2 separate regions of the Homo sapiens genome follow, and region 2 is linked to region 1. Evidence: read pairs that join two places in POLR2A ChIA-PET (ENCODE). Cell type or tissue: HCT116. All regions are shown on one strand. Links, peaks and the distances in the headings refer to the core of each region. The heading gives the core; the rest is flanking DNA.

What was found. Peaks named below come from ENCODE experiments on the same cell type or tissue, not always from the same donor. Only the 100,000 strongest peaks of a DNase experiment are listed, where the experiment ranks them.
Region 2: POLR2A ChIA-PET joins it to region 1 with 5 read pairs; 6 of 35 experiments call an interaction of 5 or more read pairs at or near these places.

The regions. Positions count from the first base shown.
Region 1 is chr15:40,726,801-40,731,150 of GRCh38, reverse strand. It overlaps RAD51 (RAD51 recombinase), which reads right to left. Exons shown (of 10, transcript NM_002875.5): 7 at 2,327-2,440; 8 at 1,517-1,646; 9 at 1,177-1,298; 10 at 1-96. Among named protein-coding and RNA genes, the nearest start is that of RMDN3, 26 kb to the left of the region's middle. In HCT116, for the core only: no CTCF peak of the experiment used is centred there; no DNase peak of the experiment used is centred there.
Region 2 is chr15:40,581,949-40,586,339 of GRCh38, reverse strand. No RefSeq gene overlaps it. Among named protein-coding and RNA genes, the nearest start is that of TRS-GCT4-2, 9.8 kb to the left of the region's middle. In HCT116, for the core only: no CTCF peak of the experiment used is centred there; DNase peaks (open chromatin) are centred at 2,499 and 3,359; H3K4me3 peaks cover 1,680 bases; H3K27ac peaks cover 1,559 bases.

The DNA.
Region 1 (4,350 bases), core at 1-4,000:
GCATTAATGGCGAACATAGCTTCAGCTTCAGGAAGACAGGGAGAGTCGTAGATTTTGCAGATTCTGGTTTCCCCTCTTCCTTTCCTCAGATACAATCTGACCCAAAGACACAGACCAAAGCACCAATTTATTATAATTAAACAATTCCGTTCCTGACTTTGTAACAGAGCTGAAAATTTTTTAGACATATATTCTTCCTAGAAGGACCCTGGGAATGTTTCTGTACTGTTTTCCTTAGTGCATTTCCAACCTGGCAGAATCCATTTTTGCCCTGGCCCCTCTCAGTGGATTGTCCATATTGAAACAAACATTAAAAAAAGAAAAATTTAGGCCGGGCATGGTGGCTCACGCCTGTAATCCCAGCACTTTGGGAGGCTGAGTTGGGCAGATCACGAGGTCAGGAGATCGAGACCATCCTGGCTAACACTGTGAAACCCCATCTCTACTAAAAATACAAAAAAATTAGCCAGGTGTGGTGGCGGGTGCCTGTAGTCCCAGCTATTCGGGAGGCTGAGGCAGGAGAATGGTGTGAACCCGGGAGGCGGAGCTTGCAGTGAGCCGAGATCGTGCCACTGCACTCCAGCCTGGGTGACACAGCGAGACTCCATCTCAAAAAAAAAAAAAAAAAAAGAAAAAAAATTTTTTCAAGACAGTGTCCTGCTCTTTTGCCAGGCTGGAGTGCAGTGATGTGTGATCATAGCTCAATACAGCCTCGAATTCCTATGCTCAACTGATCCTCCTGCCTCAGTCTCCTGGGTAGCTAAGACTACAGGCACACGCCACCACACCAGCTACTTTTTTTTGTAGAGACAGAGGCCTCACTTTGTTGCCCTTACTAGTGTCGAATTCCTGGCCTCAAACCATCCTATCACCTTGGCCTCCCAAAGTGTTGGGATTACCAGTGTGAGCCACTGTGCCCAGCCCAAACATTTTTTAAATAACAGGGGAGAGGCATATCAATTACTCATATTCATTCTTCCACACTTGTGGGTTTTTAATTCTTTTATGAACTAAAACATCTATACCAACGAGAGCATGTTAATTAGATTAGCAAGAGTTCCTAAGTGTCTATACAACAGTAGCTTTAACAGGGCTTAAATGAAAATGTTATATCTTCATGTCTTCACAGTTAATATGACATTCCGAAAAGAAGAACTGATCCCATCAACACCTTACCTGGTTGTTGATGCATGGGCGATGATATTTCCTCCAATAGGTTTTTTGGGATCAGCAGCAAACATCGCTGCTCCATCCACTTGAGCTACCACCTGATTAGTGATTACCACTGCTACACCAAACTGATGGGGAAAGGATAAATGTCAATTTTGTGGCCATAGACACTCCAAAAGCCTTAATGCTGCCACCACTTTCCCCCACAAAATAACGAATAACTAATGTCTCTCTTCTTCCTAAGAGCTTGATGATCTCAGGCACTGATGTCTTAGCCTCCTAGCAAGGCTCCTGGAATTCACAGCCACTGAAAGTAGGCATTCTCTGTCCCTATCCCACAACTTACCTCATCAGCGAGTCGCAGAAGCATCCGCAGAAACCTGGCCAAGTGCATCTGCCTGGCTGAAAGCTCACCTCGACCCGAGTAGTCTGTTCTGTAAAGGGCGGTGGCACTGTCTACAATAAGCAGTGCATACCTACAGGAAACAAGGATTCTCTGAAGCCTATTTCTAGCCTGTGTCAGATTCTGGTCCCTTCCTTACCACCCTAAAATCTCATATTCATAGTTTTTCCTGTATACAGATTTTTTTTTTTTTTTTTTTTTTTTTGAGATGGAGTCTAGCTCTGTCGCCCAGGCTGGAGTGCAGTGGGGCATTCTTGGCTCACTGCAAGCTCTGCCTCCCGGGTTCACTCCATTCTCCTGCTTCAGCCTCCGGAGTAGCTGGGACTACAGGCGCCCGCCACCACACCCAGCTAATTTTTTTGTATTTTTTTAGTAGAGACGGATTCACCGTGTTAGCCAGGATGTTCTCGATCTCCTGACCTTGTGATCCACCCGCCTTGGCCTCCCAAAGTGCTGGGATTACAGGCTTGAGCCACCGCGCCCGGCCTGTATATAGATGTTTTATTAAAATATTTGCACAGTACTAACATCTGAGGCACCGTTTAACAAGATTTCCAGCAAGTTCAAGTAGATTATGGTTTCATTTTTAATAGTGACTTGACCTAAACTACAAAGCAAGAGTGTCAACACAGGAATTATACTTAAACCTCCTCATTTCTAATTCAAACTACTATCAATCTGGCCAAATAGCCATTACAAGATTCAGGGAAGGACTCTTAAGAACATATTTGGTGTCTTATACTGAACACATACCTAGATTCTACCATCATGGCTGATGCTTGATAAAGGAGCTGGGTCTGGTGGTCTGTGTTGAACGCTCGAGCATATGCTACATTATCCAGGACATCACTGCCAGAGAGACCATACCTATGAGAGAGGAGAGAACATTTTTAGGCTGCACACAGAACTCAGGCAGATGAGCAATTTGTTTCTGACACTTAAATTACCTGAATAGGTAGGGAAGAAGTGGTACTGACAGTAGTTTCAGGACCAAAGAATGTATTTCCCTTTCTATTAAGAAGTTCAGGCAAACTATAAGCAGAGAGATGATAGCACCCAACTACTCTGGAGCTCTACCTGGCAAGTCTTTGGGATAAATCAAATCCATTCTTTTTTTTTTTTCTTTGAGACGGAGTCTTGCTCTGTCACCCAGGCTGGAGTGCAGCGGCGTGATCTCATTGCAACCTCCACCTCCTGGGTTCACGCGATTCTCCTGCCTCAGCCTCCAAAGTAGCATGGAGCTATGCAGCACCATGCATAGCTAATATTTTTATTTTTAGTAGAGACAGGGTTTCACCATATTGATCAGGCTGGTCTTGACCTCCTGATCTCATAATCCGCCCACCTTGGCCTCCCAAAATACTGGGACTACAGGCGTGAGCCACCACGCCTGACCTAAATCAAACCTATTCTTTGAGGGCCAGGTGCGGTGGCTCACGCCTGTAATCCTAGCACTTTGGGATGCCGAGGCAGGTGGATCACCTGATGTCAGGAGTCGGAGACCAGCCTGGTCAACATGGCAAAACCCCATCTCTACTAAAAATACAAAAATTAGCCGGGCGTGGTGGCAGGCACCTGTAATCCCAGCTACTTGGGAGGCTGAGGCAGAAGAATCGCTTGAACCCGGGAGACAGAAGTTGCAGTGAGTCGAGATCATACCATTGCACACCAGACTGGGTGACAGAGTGAGATTCCATCTCAAAAAAAAAAAAAAAAAGAGAATGTTTACATAAAACCCAGTGTGCTATGATTATGTTCTAGGTTCACGATTCTGTCATGAGGATAAACAGATGGCATTAGGATAGAGTTACACCTTACGATCCTGACCAAATAAAACAAGAATGAAGAGATATAAGTTTTCTCTATTTAGATCATGAATGTATGGTGAAAAAAAAAAGATGTAACAGGTGTAAGTACTTTACTGCACAAGTCTTCTAGTTCTGCCTCAAGAAACACTGATATGGCTGGGCGCAGTGGCTCACACCTGTAATCCCAGCAATTTGGGAGGCTGATGTGGGCAGATCACTTGAGATCAGGAGTTTGAGACCAGCCTAGACTACATGGTGAAACACCATCTCTACTAAAAATACAAAATGTAGCCGGGTTGGTTGCAGGCGCCTGTAATCCCTGCTTCTCAGCTACTTGGGAGGCTGAGGCAGGAGAATCGCTTGAAACCGGGAGGCAGAGGTTGCAGTGAGCCGAGATCGCACCACTGCACTCCATCCTGGGTGACAGAGCAAGACTCTGTCTCAAAAACAAACAAACAAACGAACAAAAAAATACACTGATATAATCTACTATCAGAAAGGGAGAAAAGGCTGGGCACGGTGGCTCATGCTTGTAATCCCAGCACTCTGGGAGGCTGAGTGGGGAGGATTGCTTGAGCTCAGGAGTTTGAGACCAGCCTGGGCAACATGGCAAAACCCCATCTCTATTTATAAAATTAAAAAAAAATTAAAAATTAAAAAAGAAAGGGAGATTATCTATTTGCTATAAAAACAGAGAAGGTTTACCAGAATAAAGAGTTATCCTAGCTTTTCTCTCAGCGGCACTCACAAAAAAAACTATGGGAACCTCTGTGCTTAGGCTCCAGAAGCAGGACATGGAATTCCCACAGCTTGGGACAAGTTGGCTGGAAATACCATCCTCTTTTTTTTTTTTTTTTGAGACGGAGTCTCACTCTGTCGCCCAGGCTGGAGTGCAGTGGCACGATCTCGGCTCATTGCAAGTTCCGCCTCCCAGGTTCACGCCATTCTCCTGCCTCAGCCTCCCGAGTA
Region 2 (4,391 bases), core at 71-4,070, 140 kb after region 1:
CAAGAGTTCCAGACAGGCCTGGGAAACATGGCAAAACCCTGTCTCTACCAAAAATGCAAAAATTAGCTGGGTGTGCTGGTGTGTGCTGCGGTCCCAGCTACTCAGGAGGCTGAAGTGGGAGGATCACTTGAACCTGGGAGGTCGAGAGTACAGTGAGCCATGATCGTGCCACTGCAATCCAGCCTGGGCAACAGAGCAGGACCTTGTCTCCGAAAAAAAAAAGAAAGAAAGAAAGAAAGAAAAAAACAGCAATGCTGTATATACACCACCCAGCTTGAGAAATAGAACATTACCAGCCCCTTTGTTTCTTTTTTAAAAAATGATTTTTAATTATTTTAATTTTTTTTTCCTACCCTCTTGGCAGGTGGCAGATTACTAGCACCTTTGATGCTTCCTGTGTGTCCCTTCCTGGAGGCATCCTCCCACCAAAAAGATAACTACTTTGGCCGGGCACAGTGGCTCACGCCTGTAATCTCAGCACTTTGTGAGGATGAGGCAGGCAGACCACGAGGTCAGGAGTTTGAGACCAGCCTCACCAATATGGTGAAACCCTGTCTCTACTAAAAAAAAAAAAAATACAAAAAATTAGCCAGGCGTGGTGGCGGGCGCCTATAATCCCAGCTACTCGGGAGGCTGAGGCAGGAGAATCGCTTGAACCTGGGAGGCGGAGGTTGCAGTGAGCCAAGATCCCGCCACTGCACTCCAGCCAGGGAGACAGAGTGAGACTCCATTTCCAAAAAAAAAAAAGGTAACTACTTTTTGTTTGTTTGTTTGTTTGTTTGTTTGAGACGGAGTCACACTCTGTCGCCCCCGGCTGGAGTGCAGTGGCGCGATCTCGGCTCACTGCAAACTCCGCCTCCCGGGTTCATGCGATTCTCCTGCCTCAGCCTCCCGAGAAGCTGGGATTGCGGTGCATGTCACCACGCCTGGCTAATTTTTTGTATTTGTAGTAGAGACGGGGTTTCACCGTGTTAGCCAAGATGGTCTCGATCTCCTGACCTCGTGATCCACCTGCCTTGGCCTCCCAAAGTGCTGGGATTACAGGCGTGAGCCACCGTGTCTGGCAAAGATAACAACTTTTCTGAATTTCATGTTAATCATTCTCTTGTTTTTCTTACCAAATATACATATTTATACATATTTGTAGTCTTAAATATGTTTTGTCTGTTTTTTAATTTTATATAATGTATTCATTTTATATAACGTATTCATCTGTAACTTCTGTCACTGGACACTGTTTTATCCGTATAATTCGTTCATTTTCACTGCTGATTAGTTTGCAATTATCTGAACATACAATTAGGTATCCATTCTCTTATTGATGGATATTTTTGTTATCTCCAGTCTTTTGCTGCAAGAACACTGCTGTGACTGTTTTTATATGTCTCTTGGGGCACATGTACAAGTGTTTCTGTAGGTAGATAGCTAGAAGTAGAGTCATTGGTTATGTGTGTGTTCAACTTTAGTAGGCAATTCTTAACTGTTTTCACCTAGTTAATGGTTGACAAAAATGTTGCAGTTTTGAAAACGTGGACAAGCTTCAAATGAAAAGAAGAGGATGACAGAGGACTTGGAGGGGAAGAAAACAAAAATCATAATCATAGACAATATTGTTCACCATGTACAAGACAGTGTTCTAAGCAGAATGAGTGCCTTTGGTGATGATACCTCGTCAGGACCACAGTAAACTTACCCAACTAAAAACTGGTCACATTCCATGGCTGTTCTGCTTCTGTCTTTGGTTTTCAATAATCCTATGTTCTAGAATATGTGAGTCTTGAGGATCAATCATCCAAACCTCGAAAAGGCTTTGAAATCAGTCCATTTTCTCTAAAGTCTTTGGAAGCAAGATTGACTCAAGCAAGTCTAGGTCATCCGTGAAAAGATACAGACATTCAGGGAAACCCATGGTTCCAACCCTGACTGGAAACAATGCCAACTTTGAAAAATGCAGCTGCTGGACCAGCTGCATTTTCAGTTGCTGCATTCAGCTGCCTCAGCCTCTCACATGACTGGACAGAATGAAAATTGGTATAATCTTTTTGGAGGGCAGTTTCCTATTACCTATTTATATTTAAAGCCATTGACCCCATAATTACACTAAAAAACTGTCCTGTAGAAACTATGCTACAAGTGTGGAAGGGTATATAAGGATGTTTACTATGGCCTGAGAATAGTGAAAAACTGCAAACACCTAAAATTCCAGCAACAGAAGATAGATTGTAGTACAATGGAACACAATGCAGCTATAAAAAAAAAAATCGGCTGGGCGCGGTGGCTCACGCTTGTAATCCCAGCACTTTGGGAGGCCGAGGCGGGCGGATCACGAGGTCAGGAGATCGAGACCACGGTGAAACCCCGTCTCTACTAAAAAAAAAAAAAAAAAAAAATTAGCCGGGGGTGGTGGCGGGCGCCTGTAGTCCCACCTACTCCGAGAGGCTGAGGCAGGAGAATGGCGTGAACCCGGGAGGCGGAGCTTGCCGTGAGCTGAGATCGCGCCACTGCACTCCAGACTGGGGCGACAGAGCGAGACTCCGTCTCAAAAAAAAAAAAAAAAAAAAAATCAAGGCTGGGCACCGTGGCTCACGCCTGTAATCCCAGCACTTTGGGAGACTGAGGCGGGCAGATCACGAGGTCAGGAGTTGGAGACCAGCCTGGCCAATATGGTGAAACCCCGTCTGTACTAAAAATACAAAAAAAAAATTAGCCGGGCGTGGCGGCGTGTGCCTGTAGTCCCAGCTACTCCGGAGGCTGAGGCAGGAGAATTGCTTGAACCCAGGAGGCGGAAGTTGCAGTGAGCCAAGATTGCGCCACTGCACTCCAGCCTGGGTGGCAGAGACTCCGTCGCAAAAAAAAAAAAAAAAAAAATCCAAAAAATCAAGTTACAGAACAATTTGCATGGCATGATCTCATTTTTATTTTTATTAAAGGAAATACATATAGATTTTTGTATCTATGAATAGAAAACAGGCAGGAGAACCCTTTATTTTTATCATTATTTTCCCCCCTCCCCATTACCGCTAGAGGGTCTTGACTGCAAGTTGTCCAGGTTCTTGGCATTTTGAACAAAGAATAGGACAAAATGCACAGCAACGCAAGGAAAGAATGAAGCAACGAAAGGAACGAAATGAAGGCAGGGATTTATTGAAAATGAAAGTACACTCCACAGTGTGGCAGTGGGCCAAGCAGTGGCTCAAGGGCCCCCAATACAGAATCTTCTCGGGTCCAAATAGCCCCTAGAGGTTTCCCGTTGGCCACTTGGTGTTCACCTCATGGTTGCAAAGGCAACCAATCAGAGGCTAAACTGAAGTTACAAAGTTGCACTTCTATGCAAAGGAAGACTTGGCCAGCAATCAGTTTGATTGGTTGCAGACAACAACCAATCGGAGGCTGAAGTGATGTTACAAAGGTCACAGTCCCATGGAAACATCTGATCGATTGCAAAAAGCAACCAATCAGAGGTACTTTCAATTTCCCATCTGCGGGGCAGAAAAGTTGGGGGTTTGCAAAGGGAGTAACCTCTGGTCCTTTTGTTATTAGGAGTGGACAGTTAGGGCTTTCCTATCAATTTAGTTCTAGGAAGTCAGTGTGAAATGGCCTTAGGTTCCCTGCCTCCAGACCTTGTTCTGCCTCACCCCCACCCCTTTGGGACCCCTTAGTTATTAATAGTGGTTACCTCCAGAGCAGGGGTGAGGGAAGGGGGCTATAATAAAAGTTTTAAAAGGATACTTTTTTTTTTTTTCTGTAGAGCCAGAGTCTTGCTCTCTCGCCCAGGCTGGAGTGCAGTGGCGCGATCTCGGCTCACTGCAACCTCTGCCTCCCGGATTCAAGCAATTCTCCTGCCTCAGCCTCCTGAGTAGCTGGGACAACAGGCGCACGCTGCCACGCCCAGCTAATTTATTTTGTATTTTAGTAGATACAGGGTTTCACCGTGTTGCCCAAGCTAGTCTGGAACTCCTGAGCTCAGGCGATCTGCCCGCCTTGGCCTCCCAAAGTGCTAGGATTATAGGCATGAGCCACTGCACCCAGCCAAAAGGATACCATTTTATAAGGATAAAAAACACATTCAAGAACAGCCAACTGTTCAGCATAGCAAAGGACAACTAGATTCAACCTGGGCTCCTTATAGGTAGTACTTTTGTCACAGGTTTTGTATTAACATTCCAGTGAGAGGTGAAGTCAGCAGGACTTCCTGGGTCAGTGGGGACTTGGAGAACTTTTCTGTCTAGCTAGAAGATTGTAAACACACCTATCAGCCCTCTGTAAAAATGCACCAATCAGCGCTCTGTGTCTAGCTAAAGGATTGTGAATGCACCAATCAGCACTCTGTAAAAATGCACCAATCAGCCCTCTGTGTCTAGCTAAAGTATTGTAAATGCACCAATCAGCAC